Regions from separate parts of the Homo sapiens genome. Here region 1 is linked to region 2. A link is a loop called in an ENCODE intact Hi-C map of the cell type or tissue named here. Cell type or tissue: mammary epithelial cell. All regions are shown on one strand. Each heading gives the region's core, and the rest is flanking DNA. Links, peaks and the distances in the headings are about the cores only. Region 1 holds the start of MIR4764 (microRNA 4764). Region 2 overlaps LARGE1 (LARGE xylosyl- and glucuronyltransferase 1).

The links. Peaks named below come from ENCODE experiments on the same cell type or tissue, not always from the same donor. Only the 100,000 strongest peaks of a DNase experiment are listed, where the experiment ranks them.
Region 1: it touches region 2 in a loop (8-fold over the local background); 2 of 110 quality-filtered maps call a loop at or near these places.

Annotation. Positions count from the first base shown.
Region 1 is chr22:33,435,090-33,443,427 of GRCh38, reverse strand. All of the region lies in intron 6 of LARGE1 (LARGE xylosyl- and glucuronyltransferase 1), which reads left to right. MIR4764 (microRNA 4764) reads left to right here and starts at 6,759; the gene lies at 6,759-6,846. RefSeq lists an enhancer at 4,381-5,580. In mammary epithelial cell, for the core only: a CTCF peak has its summit at 4,848 (motif pointing left); a DNase peak (open chromatin) is centred at 4,997.
Region 2 is chr22:33,376,196-33,384,533 of GRCh38, reverse strand. It overlaps LARGE1 (LARGE xylosyl- and glucuronyltransferase 1), which reads left to right. Exons shown (of 15, transcript NM_133642.5): 8 at 230-342; 9 at 2,490-2,615. Among named protein-coding and RNA genes, the nearest start is that of MIR4764, 56 kb to the left of the region's middle. In mammary epithelial cell, for the core only: no CTCF peak of the experiment used is centred there; a DNase peak (open chromatin) is centred at 3,553; H3K27ac peaks cover 419 bases.

The DNA of each region.
Region 1 (8,338 bases), core at 22-8,021, 59 kb before region 2:
GACAGGAGCAGGTGGGCTGGGCATGCACTTCGACCACCCTTTCTCCCCTTCCTCTCTGTGCCCTTTAGAGTCTACCCCATGGTGATGCCCGCTGTAGCCATTCCCTTGGGGAGAGAAATGCTTTGCAGATGTTTCTAACCATAAGTGTAGGTGTGAAAACATGGGCTTTTGTAACTGAGAGGTGGGAATGCAATCCCCTACTCTGAGATTTCTTGACCTTGACATGTGACTTTATCTCTCTAAACCTCAATTTCCCTTCTGAAAGGTAGAAATAAGTACACTGCCCACCTCGTGGTGTCATTGTATCTCTTTGATGATGCATAGAAAGCAATCAATGGCTGGGTGCAGTGGCTCACGTCTGTAATCCCAACACTTTGGGAGGCCGAGGAGGGCGGATCATGAGGTCAAGAGATCGAGACCATCCTGGCTAACACGGTGAAAACCTGTCTCTACTAAAAAATACAAAAAATTAGCCGGATGTGGTGCGGGCGCCTGTAGTCCCAGCTACTCGGGAGGCTGAGGCAGGAGAATGGCGTGAACCCGGGAGGCGGAGCTTGCAGTGAGCGGAGATAGTGCCACTGCACTCCAGCCTGGGCGGCAGAGCGAGACTCCATCTCAAAAAAAAAAAAAAAAGCTATCAGTATCCCAGTGCCTGGACCAAGTACTAACTAGAGGGAGCAGCACTGAGAAAAACTGACTCTGCTCATAGGGCAGCTGTCCATACACATATGGACAGCACAAGTAAAAGAAGAACAAGTATGGGGATGTTCTTGATGAGAATGTTGAGAAAACTCATCACTGACATAGCATAAAGAGAGCTCCCAATCAGGTTGGAAGGCAGCTTTGAGGTCTTCAAACCTAGTCTTCTGCGCAGTACAGAAATCCCCCTTCCCACAGCATGCCTGGTAGGTGACCACCCCCTTTCAGAGGTCCCCAAACCTACCCTGTATCAGAATTAATGGGGGCCACTGTTGAAAAAGAAATTCCCAGGGCTCAGCCTGCGAGTAGCTGCATCCGTGAGATTTGAGGCAGAGCCTGGCAAATGGTAGCTGGACCGTTTGAGAAGCTCTTTGTAAAGATAAAATTCAGAAGGGCCAAGAGCGTGCCTGTTTTCTTCCCTGCTGTGTCTGTAGCAGTTAGCACAGATCCTGGTGCAGAGTTGGGGCTCCATAAATACCTGCTGGATGAGGGCTGAATCATGCAGCCTCTTCCAGAACCATTCCGGTGATCGGAAGCTTCTCCCTAGAAAGGGAGCTCATTTCTGTTTTGATTAACTGATGGCTAGTTATGGTCTTGCTTATAATAAGCAACGTCTTTCTTCCTCTCATCTTCACTTATTCAGCCTAACTCTTCTTTCAAGAGTGACACAGATTCTGTTTGCTCTCAGAAGGGATTATCCCTGAGCCATAGTTCAGTAAGGGTGGAGTATTTTTTCCAAGTGAAAGGAGGGCTGAGTGATGAATAAACTGGGTTAGAGGTGCTTCATCAAGAAACTGAAACCCAAGCAATCAAAATGAGTGGCAATGAATTGGAGTACATAGATCGCATCTGAAGGACATGCAATATAAACCTGGGCTCCCCAAACCTGATTAAGAGTCCCAGTGAAGCCCTATGAAATAGATACCATTTTACACATGAGAAAAATGAAGAACTGAGAGTTTACTCGATATTACCTATGAGCTGGGTGTGGTGGTGCATGCCAGCACTATGGGAAGCTGAGGTGGGAGGATCATCTGAGGCCAAGAGTTCAAGACCAGCCTGGGCGACATAGCGAGACCCCCATGTCTACAAAAAAAAATTTAAAGTTAGCTGGATGTGGTGGCATACACCTGTAGTCCCGTAGCTGCTCAGGAGGCTGGGGCAGGAGGATAGCTTGAGCCCAGGAGTTCAAGGCTGCGCTGAGCCATGATTGTGCCACTGCATTCCAGTCTGGGTGACATAGTGAGACCCTGTCTCTTTATTAAACAGAGAGAGAGAGAAAGAGAGAGATTACCTATTAAATATAGAAGAGCTAGAACTTAAACCAGGTGGAGAATTATATTAAAGTTCAAAGAGGCTGGCTGTGGTGGCTCATGTCTGTAATCCCAGCACTTTGGGAGGCCGAGGTGGGCGGATCACCTGAGGTCAGGAGTTCGAGACTAGCCTGGCCAACATGATGAAATCTCGTCTCTACTAAAAATACAAAAATTAGCTGGGCATGGCGGCAAGCACCTGTAATCCCAGCTACTCGGGAGGCTGAGACAGGAGAATCGCTTGAACTGGGAAGTGGAGGTTGCAGTGAGCCAAGATTGTACCATTGCACTCCAGCCTCAGAGACAAGAGCAAAACTCCCTCTCAAAAAAAAAAAAAAAAAAAAGTTCAAACAAAATAGCAGCAGCTGAGTTTGAGACACATAGGAAAAAAAAACAAAAAAAGGAACTTCAAGCCAGAGTTTTGGTTTTGGCTCCTGGCTCTTCCATTGACTGCGTGTTTCTATAAACACCGCTCGCCCTTGGCAGTCTTCATGTGCAGTAGTAGATGGTTCCAGAGAAGTCATTAAGACCATCACAGTTCATCTGACTGTCTGTGATCCTAGGGTGCTTTGAGCTGGAGCTGAACTGCAAAGTAGGAGCTGTGAAACACACAGGTTCAGAAATTCTCCTTTTCAGTCTATTCGGGGTTGTTTAAATATCGTTCTGTGTGCATCTTCTCAGGAAATGTTTTCTTATTCTACATTGACTAGCCAGGAACACCTGGGGCTGTGTAGCAGCTCTTTCAGGAGGTTTAGTAAACGGTAATATGATATTATATGTTTTCCTACTTACAGACATCCTGCACTCAGACACACATTGAATGGTGCTATTAAATGCTTTTCTATTTTAAAATAGCTTATTAGAATAAATATGAGGTTGGGAGAGCACTATTAGGTTCTCTGCTGACAGTCAGGGCAGCCTCTGGTTTTAACATTTTAATATTCACCTAGTGGTATAAGCACAGCCGGTTTGATCAGCAGCAGTGATTGGCAGACTTCCTCTGTGTGCCCAGGAGCTTTTCTGGGGGTGGAAAAAAGGAGATAGCACTGAAAGCATCCTGCAGATCACAGCTAGAGCCACCTGTTCCTGGTGTTTACCTGGAGAAGTTAACTAGTACGCATCTACTTCCACTCCATTCAGATAGAATTTACCAATTCCAGATGGGCTAAGATGGTGGGTTGTGGATAATGTATATTTTTTATTTATTCACCCATTCATTCATCCATTCATCCACACACCTGCAGTATAATGGGCCCCTAGAGCACTTAAGCTTTTTAATCAAGGAAGCAGAATCATCAAATTTGTGCTTTCAAAACATTTCTGTGGCTAGGTAGGCAGAATGGAATGGCACAGGGCTACCCTGAGGAAAAAGTGATCAGGTACAAATCTGCTAATCCAGGAGAGAGAGAGAGGAGGAGAGCATGGTAGAGCAAGGGAAGGGATGAATTTGAGAAACACTCCATAGATAAAATCTGTGGGATTTGGGCATGGCAAGGATGTGAGGAATGAGGAGCAGGAGGGTTCAAGATTGAGTAAAAGGCTTCTAGCTGTGGTGACAAGTTTGATCTTCATGCTACCAACCAAGAAAACAGGTAGGGGTCACACCTATTTTGTAGGAGGAGAAGATTGTGGAGTTAGTTTTGGTCAGCTTGCGTTGAAAGTCATTGTGGAACAGCCAAATCACCTAAGAAGATGGTGGGCTGATACATAGATTGAAGAGTAGGGCACTTTGGAAAGAAGTCTGAGTTAACATGGAGATTGGTGATCATCTTCCAGTCAATAGTGTCTGAAGCCACCGGAGTAGATCCCATCATCTGTGGATAAAATAGAGAGTAACAAAAGGGGGCCAAGAAGGGGAGTTGGGGAGCACCAGCATGTTAAGGGTGGCAGAGAGAGGGAAGCTCCATGGAGGAGGTAGGGGAAGGATGTTCAGAGGGAGTACATCAGCGAAGGGACAGATGTCGCCGACGCTAAAGGCTTCAGAAAGGTGGAGTGGGGTGAGAGACAGCAGGGATGGGGTGAGGGGTAATGTAGCCAAATTTTGCAGAGTCCAGTCTATGCACCTAAATGTCAGCACTTGGGTAGGAAAACCTAGACATTATGAACACTGGTCATCCCAAAAGGGAGGAAGAGAAGTGCCTTTAGTTGAGCATCTCCCATGAGCCAGCACTTTACATCTGTCATCCTTTTTTTTTTTTTTTTGAGATGGAGTCTCACTCTGTCACCTAGACTGGAGTGCAGTGGCGCAGTCTCGGTTCACTGCAGCCTCCGCCTCCCAAGTTCAAGCGATTCTCATGCCTTAGCCTCCCAAGTAGCTGGGATTACAGGTGCATGCCACCACACCCAGCTAATTTTTTTGTATTTTTAGTAGAGGCGGGGGTTTCACTATGTTGGCCAGGCTGGTCTTGAACTCCTGACTTCAAGTGATCCACCCACCTTGGCCTCCCAAAGTGCTGGGATTACAGGTGTGAGCCACCGCGCCCGGCCTTGTATCATCTTAATCTGATCTCAATATCCATTCTTAGAGGTCAGAGATAGATTTTATACTTAACCTTTTATGATAAGGAAACTCAAGGCTCAGAGAAGCTATACCTTGGTCAAATCATACACAGGTGGGGCTAGAATCCTGTTTTGCCAAGTTTTAAAATCCTTTGTCTTCCTGATTTATCATGCTGCCTTCTTTATACCCAATGGACGAATGCTCAGCTCAGCCTTTTCATGCCAGATGCACTGTGTGGAAGAATTGTAGTTCTCTGCTCCTTGGTTCTCACCTCCCGAGCAGCAGGAGCCGGGCCTTGAGCCAAAACCTGCAGAAGGAAGAAGAGAGGAGAGTTCCCTGCGTAGAGCCATCCATCTGCTGGCTGGTGACACCAACACCAGGGCCCCAGCAGAAAAGCAAGCTTGTTCGCTCTTGTCTGACTGTTAGTAGTGATGTATGAATAAGCAAAGAAGACAGCTTCATTTTCATAAGTTAACTTGTGCCTAGACTAAGGAAGATGGAGAACAGCGCACTTAATCATAACCACAGGCCCAGCTTGGAAAACAATGACAAAGCGTTTTCTGTGAGTCACAGTGTTTTATTACAATAACTCCCAAGAAGACGAGACAGGCAGTGCAGAATGCTGAGCAAGCCAGCACCCTGTAGCCACCTGTGTCATCTCCCCCAAGGAATCCCCTGGGATTTTACCTCTTCACACGATGGCAAGCTGAAGATGTGTTTGCACCATCAAGGTTACAGCTGTAGACTTGGGCCTCTGGAGACCAGGATTTAGATGCCACCTGGATGATGGGCTGGGATTGCTGGAACTGTCACAGATCACCTGTATCATCCATGCTGTCACCTGGTAGCAGAGGGGACTTCTCTCCTAGAAGGGTGTTACCCGACAGAACCCTTATTGGAAAAGCTTTTGGGGAGGCCTGGCTGCAGTGCTGGAAGGGATGTGGTAGGTGACTCGGTGGGAAGGGAGACATCCAACTTGTCTAGCAGGTATCACCCACTTACCCCCACAGAATCAATTACTCCCTACTTATTATTCCCCCATCTTGCTAATATCGCCCTGTCACTGCTAATATCATGCTGCTTCAAAATTGTTTATCTGTCTCCTCTTCTAGCTGCCCCCAGGGCAAGAACTATGTTTTTTTTGTCTTTCATTCCTTAGTATTTTGTGTGGTGTCTGACACAACTCAAACCCTCAATCGATACTAAGCTGAACCAACGTCTCAGCAAACTAAGGGCCATGTCAGCTAAGGACAGGAGGAGATGGCTGAGCTGGAGGTCCAGGCAGATGGAGCAGAGTGTAGGACCAGGGAGTTCTGGGTGCTTCCATAAGAGCAAATGCTTACTGAACGCTTTACTATTTCATCGACGCTTTTAGTGGTAATGTTTGAATAAGCACAAAACACAGCATCATTTTCACAAATTAACTTGTGCTTAGAGGAAAAAAAAAATTAGGTATGTTACTTACTATCTCTATTTTACAAGTGAATGAAGAAGCAAGCACAGAGAGGCTAAGTACCTTGTCCAGGGTCACATAGCTAGTAAGTGGAAGAGCCAGGATTTGAGCCCAGGCGTCTGGCTCTGGTGTTCATTTTCTTCACCACTTTACTGTACTCAGGAAGTATGGCATTGGAGACTACCAATGAATTCTACTGGTTTATGAGGTGAATGTAGACACCATGTGAGTTTATTATGTGCCAGTCACCCTGCAGGTGAAATTTACCCTTGACTAAAGCAGTAACGGAGCTTCCAAACTCCAATCAGTAATTCTCAAACTTTAATGTGCATCTGAATTACCTGGGGAGTTGGTTTATTTCAATGCAAATTACTAGACCCCGTGGCCAGAATTCTTATGCAGAAATATTGTGGAGTGAGGGAATTAATATATTATTTCCCCATATGCACCACCCCCGCCCCTGCCAATATTGAACCAACTTAGAGATAAAGGAGGGAGAGCCAGATGTCACCTTATTTTACTGATAAAGGTGAAATTGGAGGACTCAACTTTAGAGTCCTTCAGTATCTACAATGGCTCTTCCTAGCACCAAAACCCAGAGTTGGAATTGCTCAGCTATCCCAAGAAGTACTAGACAACCACAGCCTCACAGAGGAGGTCTGCTCTATAAAATTTAACAGCGTGAAAGAACAGATTCGATGCAGGCTATCTGTTGGCATGCTGGCTCCTGGAAGAAGGGACAGAGGAAGAGGCTAGGCCACATCAACTTGGTTGCCTCTGAAACTCACCTTTCTCTTCCCCATGGATGTGGAAGGAGTTATCTGTCACCAGTCAGATAACTGTCACCAGTCAGTTAACTCCTTTCACACCCATGGGGAAGAGAAAAGATCGGCTCAAGGTGTCAAGAAATCCCTCCTTCTAGAAACCGGAGAAGTAGGGGAAAGCATCCTCCCACTAATAACTAACTTCTAGGTTGAATGAAGCCCAGGAGCCTGTGCTTTTAGCAAGAATCTCAGGGGTTTCTGAAACAGATAGTCCTCAGACCACACTTAGAGAGGCAGAGTTCGAGAATGGCCTAATGGTTGTGCTGGATGACCTCCAAAGAAAACCTCATGGATAAGCTTGCTGTCTATCAGGGGCTTTCGGGTTAGGATAGGCAGTGACTATCATATGTACAGTGCTTAGAGTTCCAGCTTCTGTTCTAAGAACTTAACATGTATGAAGTCATTCCAGCATGTGAAGTCACAGCAGCTGTAAGAGTTAGATACCAAGGCAGAGATAGGTTAAGCAATTTTTTTCACGGCTACGCAGCTAGAAGGTGGCAGGGCTAGGAACCGGAACCAGGCAGCCTGAGTTCAGTCCACACTCTTTATCTCCAACTATATTGATGTTCATGGTTCCCTCTTCACACAGAAGCTGGGAAGGCACAGCCTGAAAGCAAAACTCAACACCGTTGAGAGGCTAAGCAACATCGCTTACCCTTACTACTGTTTTGATCATTGATATGGCAGCTAATGAATTTCTTTTAAAAAGCAAAATGAAGTCTCAGTAGCTGCTGATTATTCTGTTTTTTTCTCACCAATGGATATTAAAGTTCTAACTATCATGTTGCTAATTAAGGAATTTTTTAAGAGGATTGGCGTGCCTGAGAGGGTTAAGTGGTACTATCAAAAGCAATGCAGCCCAGGTACAAACTGAATGAAGAGCAATTTGGATATTATTCTTTGGGATAACGTGACTTTAGGTTAACCATGAAAATCATTCCTTCTCTGGAGATGAAGACCTTGAGTTTAAGCCTTATGTAGAGCACCCCAAGTGGGTGCTGCCTCCCCATCTTTGCAGTTTTCCATACAGGGGAGCGGGTGCCTGAGTTCCCAGAGCTGGGTGGAAGGTCTGTTAATATTGGTGACTACAGAGAGGGTGAAATGATTTATGAGGACACTAACACACACCCGATCAGGAAGGTTAACCCACTAGATGTCATTTATTTAGCAGACATTTATTAAGCACCTACTGTGTGTTCAGTACTACACCTTGTAGTATCTTGCCCTTGGAATAATGCAGGAAGTGGTTATTTATAAATGAGGTCTGTGGGTGCCTGAATATTGCCAACTTCATCTTTTATGGAGTGTAAGTCAGCTGCTGGCAAAATACCCGTAGGAGCCAGGCATGGTGGCTCACGCCTGTAATCCTAGCACTTTGGGAGGCTGCGGTGGGAGGATCGCCTGAGGTTAGGAGTTCGAGATCAGCCTGGTCAACATGGCGAAACCCTGTCTCTGCTAAAAATACAAAAATTAGCCAGACATGGTGGCAGGTGTCTGTAATCCCAGCTACTCAGGAGGCTGAGGCAGGAGAATCGCTTTAACTCGGGAG
Region 2 (8,338 bases), core at 251-8,250:
GTCCTAGGCTTGAACCCAGGTGTATTCGTCTCCAAAACAGGTGCCCCATACTGTGGAGCCTCATTGGAAGAATTTTTAGAGGGAAGACTCATCTGCAGCAGTGCATAGGCCTCTTGTCTGCATAAGACAATCATCCCCGAGAGACTGTGGCTGTGATGTGAGTAGGTGTGCCTAGCTCTCCATCTTTTTTATTTTTTAATTTTCTCTTTTATCCTGTGCTGTTGCCCAGGGGTGATCCTGTTACTTCTGGATAAGCTGCGGAAGATGAAATGGGAGCAGATGTGGAGGCTGACCGCAGAGAGGGAGCTCATGGGCATGCTCTCTACATCCTTAGCTGACCAGGTGAGTGGCCAGGTTCGAAGGTGCAGCTATTCCTGAGTGTGCTTGGTGCTGTTTCTCAAAGAAACTTAAAATTAAATCGATCTGAATGGTTTTCTACGTATTGTGTGACTCTGTGTGCTCTGATACAGCTGCCTTATTCTTGCCAGTCTAAGACAACAGCTCAACTCCTTAGTGCCTTCCCTTTGTTCATTCATTTGTTCATTCGGCAGACTTTCACTGAGTACTGTGTATACCAGGAGCCAAGTTCAGAAAAAGGATGACAGAGATAGACGAAGGATGCAGCACTTGCCCTCATAGAGCTTAGCGTCTACTGACGCAGACTCATAAGTAGATGTCGGTGCCCTCTTCATCACCAGGTGGAGTGCACAGGGCCTGCTCTCTGGGACCCCAGAATGCCACAGCATATTTCCCAGGCAAGGTTTCACTGGCCTCCCTGGCAAATAGAGTCTAACCTTTAATCTGAGCCTTTTGCTTAGATGCTGTCCTAGTGTCCCTTTACTCAAGGGAAATGCACTTAAATAGAAAGAATAAACTGCAAGAAAACCACCTTGCTATGCAGGCAGCCTCAGAAACTCCTTGAACTCTACCAAACTGTTAGCAAATATTCATTTTTATTATTTTATTTTATTTTTGAGGTGGAGTCTCGCTCTGTCACCCAGGCTGGAATGCAGTGGTACAGTCTCGGCTCACGGCAACCTCCGCCTCCTGGGTTCAAGCAATTCTCCTGCCTCAGCCTCCCAAGTCGCTAGGATTACAGGCGTGCAGCACCACACCAGGCTAATTTTTGTATTTTTAGTAGAGATGGGGTTTCTCCACGTTGGCCAGGCTGGTTTTGAACTCCTGACCTCAGATGATCCGCCTGCCTCAGCCTCCCAAAGTGCTGGGATTACAGGCATGAGTCTCTGCACCCAGCCAACAAATAGTCATTTTTTAAAAACCTATTCCTCATTTTGACGTCCTAGGAAAGGCAGAGGGCTCCAGTCTGACTTTGAGTCTACCAGGATCACTCATTTAAATTTTCATCTTCCTGTGGCACTGGTAGCTGTCTTCAGGCACGAAGATGATTTCTCTGAGTTTTCTGCATTTCACCCTTTCCTTTTCATCCAAAGAGCCAGCTCACTCTGCATGTTTTTGTTCAAAGTGCAATTTCCTGGTTCGTCGAATGCCTGCAAAGTTTCATAATACGGAGGAAACAAGAAACCCTGCATGATTACTTTACTATTTTTTAAAGTATTATTATTCAGTATTTCCCAAGCAGCCAGAAACTGATTTCCTTTTTCAAACATGAGATAGAGTATAATGAATGAGTTTAAGAAAAAAAATAATACCCAGGTAGCTGTTTTAAACCTGAGGGGAAAATCGTCCACCAGCCTCATATTTCAAGTCGGGTCACAGTGACTTGAGCATGTCCCCCAAAGCTAGCAATTGTATGCCCATGTCCAGTAAGGATAGTTTATTCAGCCATCTTCTGCCACGAAGGCCCATAATTCACCTCCCGGCGCCACCTGTCAGCAGCTAGTTAATAAGTATGGCCTGGTGCAACAGCTTGGAGAAGAGCCCAAAAAAGGTAAAACCTCCCTAGACAAGTCAGGGTTGGATTTTGAAACGGGGAGTGCGTATCCTGGGCACCATGGGCTGCAGAAATCCAAGGAGCATCCATCACTGAGTCCACCGCAGGCCCCAGGAAGCACTGCTGAAAGGGAGGATCTGTAATTTGTCTCAGTCCCTGAATGAGTGGGGCTACTTGTCATCATGCAGTTTCCTCTCCAGGAGGCTCAGGATGGGTAACACAGGGCTCCTGCCTAGGAGGCCAGAGGGGAAGGAGACTTCGTTTTTCATATGCCAGTGAGGGTAGGGAAGACACCCCATGTCTGCACATGTGAGCTCACTGGATAGGGCCTTATGAGACCAGCAGGACTCTGGAGCTTCCAGTCAGCCTGGGACATTCCCCCGTCTCTATCCAAACATTATTGCTTGGTTCCTAGAGATAACAGGCAAGAGAGATGCCTCACAGTGCGAGCCAGCCTGTGTTCAGAGCAGGAGGTTCAAGAGAAGCCCTATCACAGGGGATGCAGTGCCTTGAGAGCCAAAATGGGCAGCTGGACCATCCGACTGTCTTGACTGTGTCTTTGGCTTTCATCCCCCAGGATATTTTCAATGCCGTCATCAAACAAAACCCCTTCCTTGTGTACCAGCTCCCCTGCTTCTGGAATGTGCAGCTGTCAGACCACACCCGCTCCGAGCAGTGCTACAGAGACGTGTCTGATCTAAAGGTAGGGTCAACACAGGGACATCCCTGGAGGTAGGGTGAGGTGGGCCGAGAGGACCTCCCAGGGGCATGGATGGCTGGGAGATTTATGTGCAATGTGGTGAGAGAGATAAGGGCACAGGAGAGCAGAATGAGTATGCTTTTCATCTTTGTGGGGTGTTGGTTTTTTTCCACCCTTATTTGGGCTTTCTGGAAAGCCTAAAGCCTCCTGGCGTAAGAACCAGCTTGTGTGGTTATTATTCTTGCCATCTGCTGCTGGCTCTTTTGGTTCATGCCAGCTCCCCAAATCTATTCATTCAACTCAAGCAAAAACATTTATTGAGGGCCTACTCTGTGCCAGGTGCTATAGATGTGGATGTGAATAATTAACCTGCTTCCAAGTCATGTATGACTTGGAGGAGGAGAGAAATGTGCAAAGAAGTAAGTATTTAAAAAAGGACAAAGTGCTATGACAGGTGTGGGTGGGTCAGTCGGGGAGATGCAAGCATAAATGTCTCATTCTTCCTCACAGAGGGCGGACAATGACAGAAAAAGCTTTCATCACCACTCTGTAGGTACCAAACACTGTGAATGAACCTGGCTATAGAAAGAGGAAGAAGACAGGGTATATTAGTCATCTACTGCTATAGATAATGCTGCATAACAAGCTATTCTGATAGTGGCCTAAATCAGCAACCATTTATATAGTTGATGAGTTTGTAGGCTGGTTGGATGGTTCATTTTTTTACTGGTTTAACAGAGTATTTGTGGTCAGCTTCAGATGGGACAGCTGGTGACTGGGGCAACTTAGATGTCCTCTGTCCCCTCAGCAAGCCAGTATGGTGTTTTCTCATGGTGAGGCAGAGGTGGCAGAGGAAGCCCTAATACACAAGAGGAAACCTTGAGTCATTGTTGCTAATATCCCTCATTGGCCAAAGTAACTGTATGACTAAGCCCGTATGATTACTTTGAGTAAGGAGTGTGAGTTAAGGAGTGTGTTAGAATTCCCTCCCTACAGTGGAAGGAGTAAAGAATTGACCACAACTATTCAACAGAACGAAGATTTCAACACAGGCCTGTCTGACAGCAAGGGCTTTTGCCTCTCAGGTTGTATCACAGAGGATTAGATACATGCATCCTTAAAGAATTTGTTCCATATAAAGTTTATATCCATTGCAAGTTTTAAAAAGGAAAAAGGATTGCAAAGCTAGCTTTTCTAATAAATTAGTCTTTTGTACTTGGCTTCTGATCCATGTCCCCATGTGGGTATTATGTCTTATTTGTAGTCATAACGCATGTTAAATGTGGTTTTCTGCTTTTCATTTGTTGCATATCATAAGCATTTTCTGGGTGAGCCACATGGTGTTAATGAACATCATATCCAATAGTTAGTCTGTTACCTAGCCACTCCCTTGACCTTAGTTGTTTTCAAATTTTCATAAATATAAATTATATCTTAATTAACAGCTTTGTCCATGAAGCCCTTCCATCCAATATTGTTGTAGCTTGCCTTTCCAGGAATGAAATTATAGCATTAGAAAGAAAGAACTTTTTTTTAACTGCACTTGAAATTTATTTCAAAATATTAGAAAGGATTTAAAACAGAGGTGCCTGCAACATTCATTCCTTCCATCGGCATTTATTCAGTTCCTTCTGTATATCATGTGCTTGTTAGAAATAAGGAAAAGAGAAGAAACAGACAGGAATATTGTCAAGAATATCATGGATTAAAAAGTTTGGAGAGGGGGCGAAATAAAACCAACTGTGTAAAGAATATGTAAAAATGCTGGATTAAAAAATATTTTACATGCTTTGAAAGCATAATTGATCGGTTCATAAAGCAAGTAAAGAAAGCAAAGGCCAGAAACAATGACAGAGTGAATCCAAAAAGATAAGCAAAGAGCAACTGGATGTCACCTTTGCCCTTGGAAGGGATGATCCCTAGTGGCAGGGAGCCTGGTTTAAAGGTGAGCCTGGTATTATAAGAAATCTATTTAGTCTTTGTCCCTGGTTCCTGGAACAGAGCTCCTAAAACCCTTGAAATTTCCTGAGTGATAAGAACAGCTTTTATTGTGTATATGAGCCCCTTTGGGTTATACCTGAGTTTATGCTAATGAGGTGTCTTAGAGTAGGGCCCCTAGAGAGCCTCAGGATGGAAAGACCAAGTGATCAGAGGGTTAGAACTTCCCCACTGATCAATTCCCACCTACGAGTGAGAACATGCGGTGTTTGGTTTTCTATCCTTGCAATTGTTTGCTCAGAATGATGGTTTCCAGCTTCATCCATGTCCCTACAAAGGACATGAACTTATCCTTTTTTATGGCTGCATAGTGTTCCATGGTGTATATGTGCCACATTTTCTTAATCCAGTCTGTCACTGATGGACATTTGGGTTGGTTCCAAGTCTTTGCTATTGTGAATAGTGCCGCAGTAAACATAGGTGTGCATGTGTCTTTATAGCAGAACAATGAGAACACTTGGACACAGGGTGGGGAACATCACACACCGGGGCCTGTCATGGGGTGGGGGAGAGAGGAGGAATAGCATTAGGAGATATACCTAATGTAAAGGACAAGTTAGTGGGTGCAGCACACCAACATGGCACATGTACACATATGTAACAAACCTGCACGTTGTGCACATGTACCCTAGAACTTAAAGTATAATAAAAAAAAAAAAAAGAAAGAAATCACTCAGCAAATATAAAGCTTTGCCTGTGTGACTTCTTTCATAAAATAAAGACTTTACGACACTCAAAAAAAAAAAAAAGAACTTCCCCACTGAAAGTTCCATGGACCTCTGGGAAGGCAGGAGGGTGTGCTAGAAATCAAGCTCTTTAAATGCTCTTGAATAACAAGATTTGATGAACTTCTGGGTTGGTGAACACTATTGTTGCTGCAGGGTGGTGTGCCCAGAGAAGGCATGGAAGCTCCATACCCCCTCACCCCACACCCCCATATTTTGCCTTATGTACCTCTTCTCTCTGGCTGTTCCCAAGTTGCATCCTTGATAATAAGCTAGTAAATGTGTTTCCCAGAGTTTCAGGAGCCATTCTAGTAAATTATGGAACCCAAGGAGGGGATCATAGGAATCCTTGATTTACAGCAAATCTGTCAGAGGACAGGAGACTGGGATTTGCAACTGGCATCTGAAGTGGGCAGCCTCGTGGGACTAAGCCACTAACCCATAGAGTCTGATGCTTTTGTCAAGGAGGTAGTGTCACTGTTGTATTAAATTATAGGGACCCAGCTAGTGTTGAAGAACTGGTCATTGTAGGAAAATAACCCCACAATATCTGGCATCAGAAGTCTTCTGTGTGAGAGTATAGAAAAACAGTGGTTTTTCTCAATAGGTAACTGTATAATTTATTGTTCAAACAAGCGAATGCTATCATGGGATACAGAGGGACAATAGGCCAACAGGCAAAACATATAATTATTCTGTTGAAATACTATACACAGGACCTTAGGCCCACAAGAAGAAAGACCTCACATAAAGGCCTCACATAAAGTCAGGATCCACAAAGAGTATTATCCTCAGCGGATAAACAGTTAATAAAACTCAGAGTGTAGAAGAAGACAGTAGAGGTTGTTGTCTGTTTCATCCTTGGTTTTAGGTAGAATGAGGGAGAAATGTTTCCTCTGAGATTTTATTTTAAGCCTATGCCCATATTATTTTGGGGGCTGAAATTACATGTGTGGGAGCAAAAATGGAAAGAAAAAAAATTAAAAATTTGCCAGGCACTTGGCAGAAACTAACATAAATCTGATCTAGAAGAATATTCTTAAAAACAAGTCTTCAGAATTTTTTAGGGGAAGTTACAAGGAAAGCAAGGTTCTCAGGAATCACAAAACACACAAGGAAGTAAGCTACCCTGAGAAAGTGCAAAAACTGAAGACTGGAGTTAAATCTGAAAGACTGCAAATATTGGACTTACCAGATATAAAACATAAGTATTTTTATTACATGTAGAAATAAAAAATGAATATTGAAAGTAGGATGAAGGAATAGTAGATTCTCAAAAAATGAATAGCCGTATTTGGATTAAATAGTATTTTTAGAAGTGAAAGATATGATTATTGAAATTAAATGGATATGTTAAACAGCAGCTTAAACACAGCTGAAGAGAGAATTAGTGAACTGGAAGAGGTATAAGAAATTACCCAAGATGCAACACAGAATGAAAAGAGATAGAAAAACTGAGAAAGAAGCAAAGAAATTGGGATATGTCTCATTGGACTATCAGAAGGAGATAATAGAGAAAATTGGAAGTGAGGCATATCTTAAGTATGCCAAGAAACAATAACAGGTTGTATACCTAGAAGAATAATCTTTCAAGTATAAGATAACAAAGAGAATTTTCTGCAAACATGCAAAGAAACTGCTAAAGTATTGTCAGCCTTAATAATGAAGAGATCCTCTCTAAAAGAAAATTATATTTATTCTGGAATAGTGCATTGCAATGGGAATATACATGCCATAGCAAACTATGTGCATACCCAGGGAGGTAAAGGAAGATAAAGGTTTTTAAAGGAAAAATGAAGAGGATTTTATAATTGTTTGGAGATAATTATCTTTGGCCAAAGGATCAGTAACAAAGTTGACACCAGTCCAAGACTGGACAGGCAGTTGCTGGGCAGACGTGCCTGCAGAAGTTTTTATTTTGTGTGTGTAAAGTTACGATGGCATTTGTGCAAGATTGTGGTTTTCACGGAGTCTTTTGTAATCATTCTTGTTATCAGACACTTGTGGAAGAAAAGCCTCTTTCCATGGCATTCCTGGTTCTATTTGTCAGGGTTTTGTTAACACAAATGACTCCATTTTTATTTTGGCAACATTCATATTTCACCCTTTTGATCAAGATGTTTCCCCAAAAGTGTCACTGTTCAGTCATCCTTTAGTTAGGTTTTCATGTCTCTCAGTGCCAGGATGGACCTCTCCCAGGTTTCTGGTCTTGTTTCACGTTGGAGAGAATGAATGGCAGCTAGGAGTCAGTGTCAAAACCTTTTTAACCACATTTGAGCAATAAGGAAGTTTAAGTGGGGTGCTCCTCGTCTGTCTACTTGGAGTCTGTAATTAAGTTCAATTTTGTCTGTTCCATAGGCATGTGTTACCATCTCAAAGTGCTGGGTTAGCATTATACTGTTAGGATTCGTACATCTGTAAAAAATTTGAACAAGTAACAGATACAAAATTAAAGAGAAAAATGCAAAGTAAAATTAATAGTGATGTGACAAGAACAGTTTGCATAAGGACTTTGAGCAATAAACCTAGGCTTTAAAGACAGCCAATTGAATAAACAAAATGACCATTATCCTACCAAGTGAAAAAGGTAGGCTTTGTTATATCATTATGATATAGAGCCTTGTTCTGACATCTTGAAAAAAAGCTGTCTACAGCATGAAAACAATCAACTCTCGTCCTGGTTTGCAGTTTGAATGTCTCTGGTGATGGCATGGGACAGTTTGGTGAACCTTGTGTGGCCCAGACATCAGGCACGAGACTTATTTCTTAAAATTCATCTAGTTTCATCTTATAGGGCTTCCAAAACAGAGAAATTCCCATTTGTGGTAACTGCATAGAAGAAAGTAGGATTGTAGAAATCTAGAAGAGTTCTATAGGCAAATAACAAATAGCAATTTGCTCTATAGGCAAATAACAAGAACTTGAAAACAGTGCACACAGCTATCATCTAATAACAGGTGTATTCTAGCTTTCTTTAGAAATATAACTCGTGTCCGCATTTTT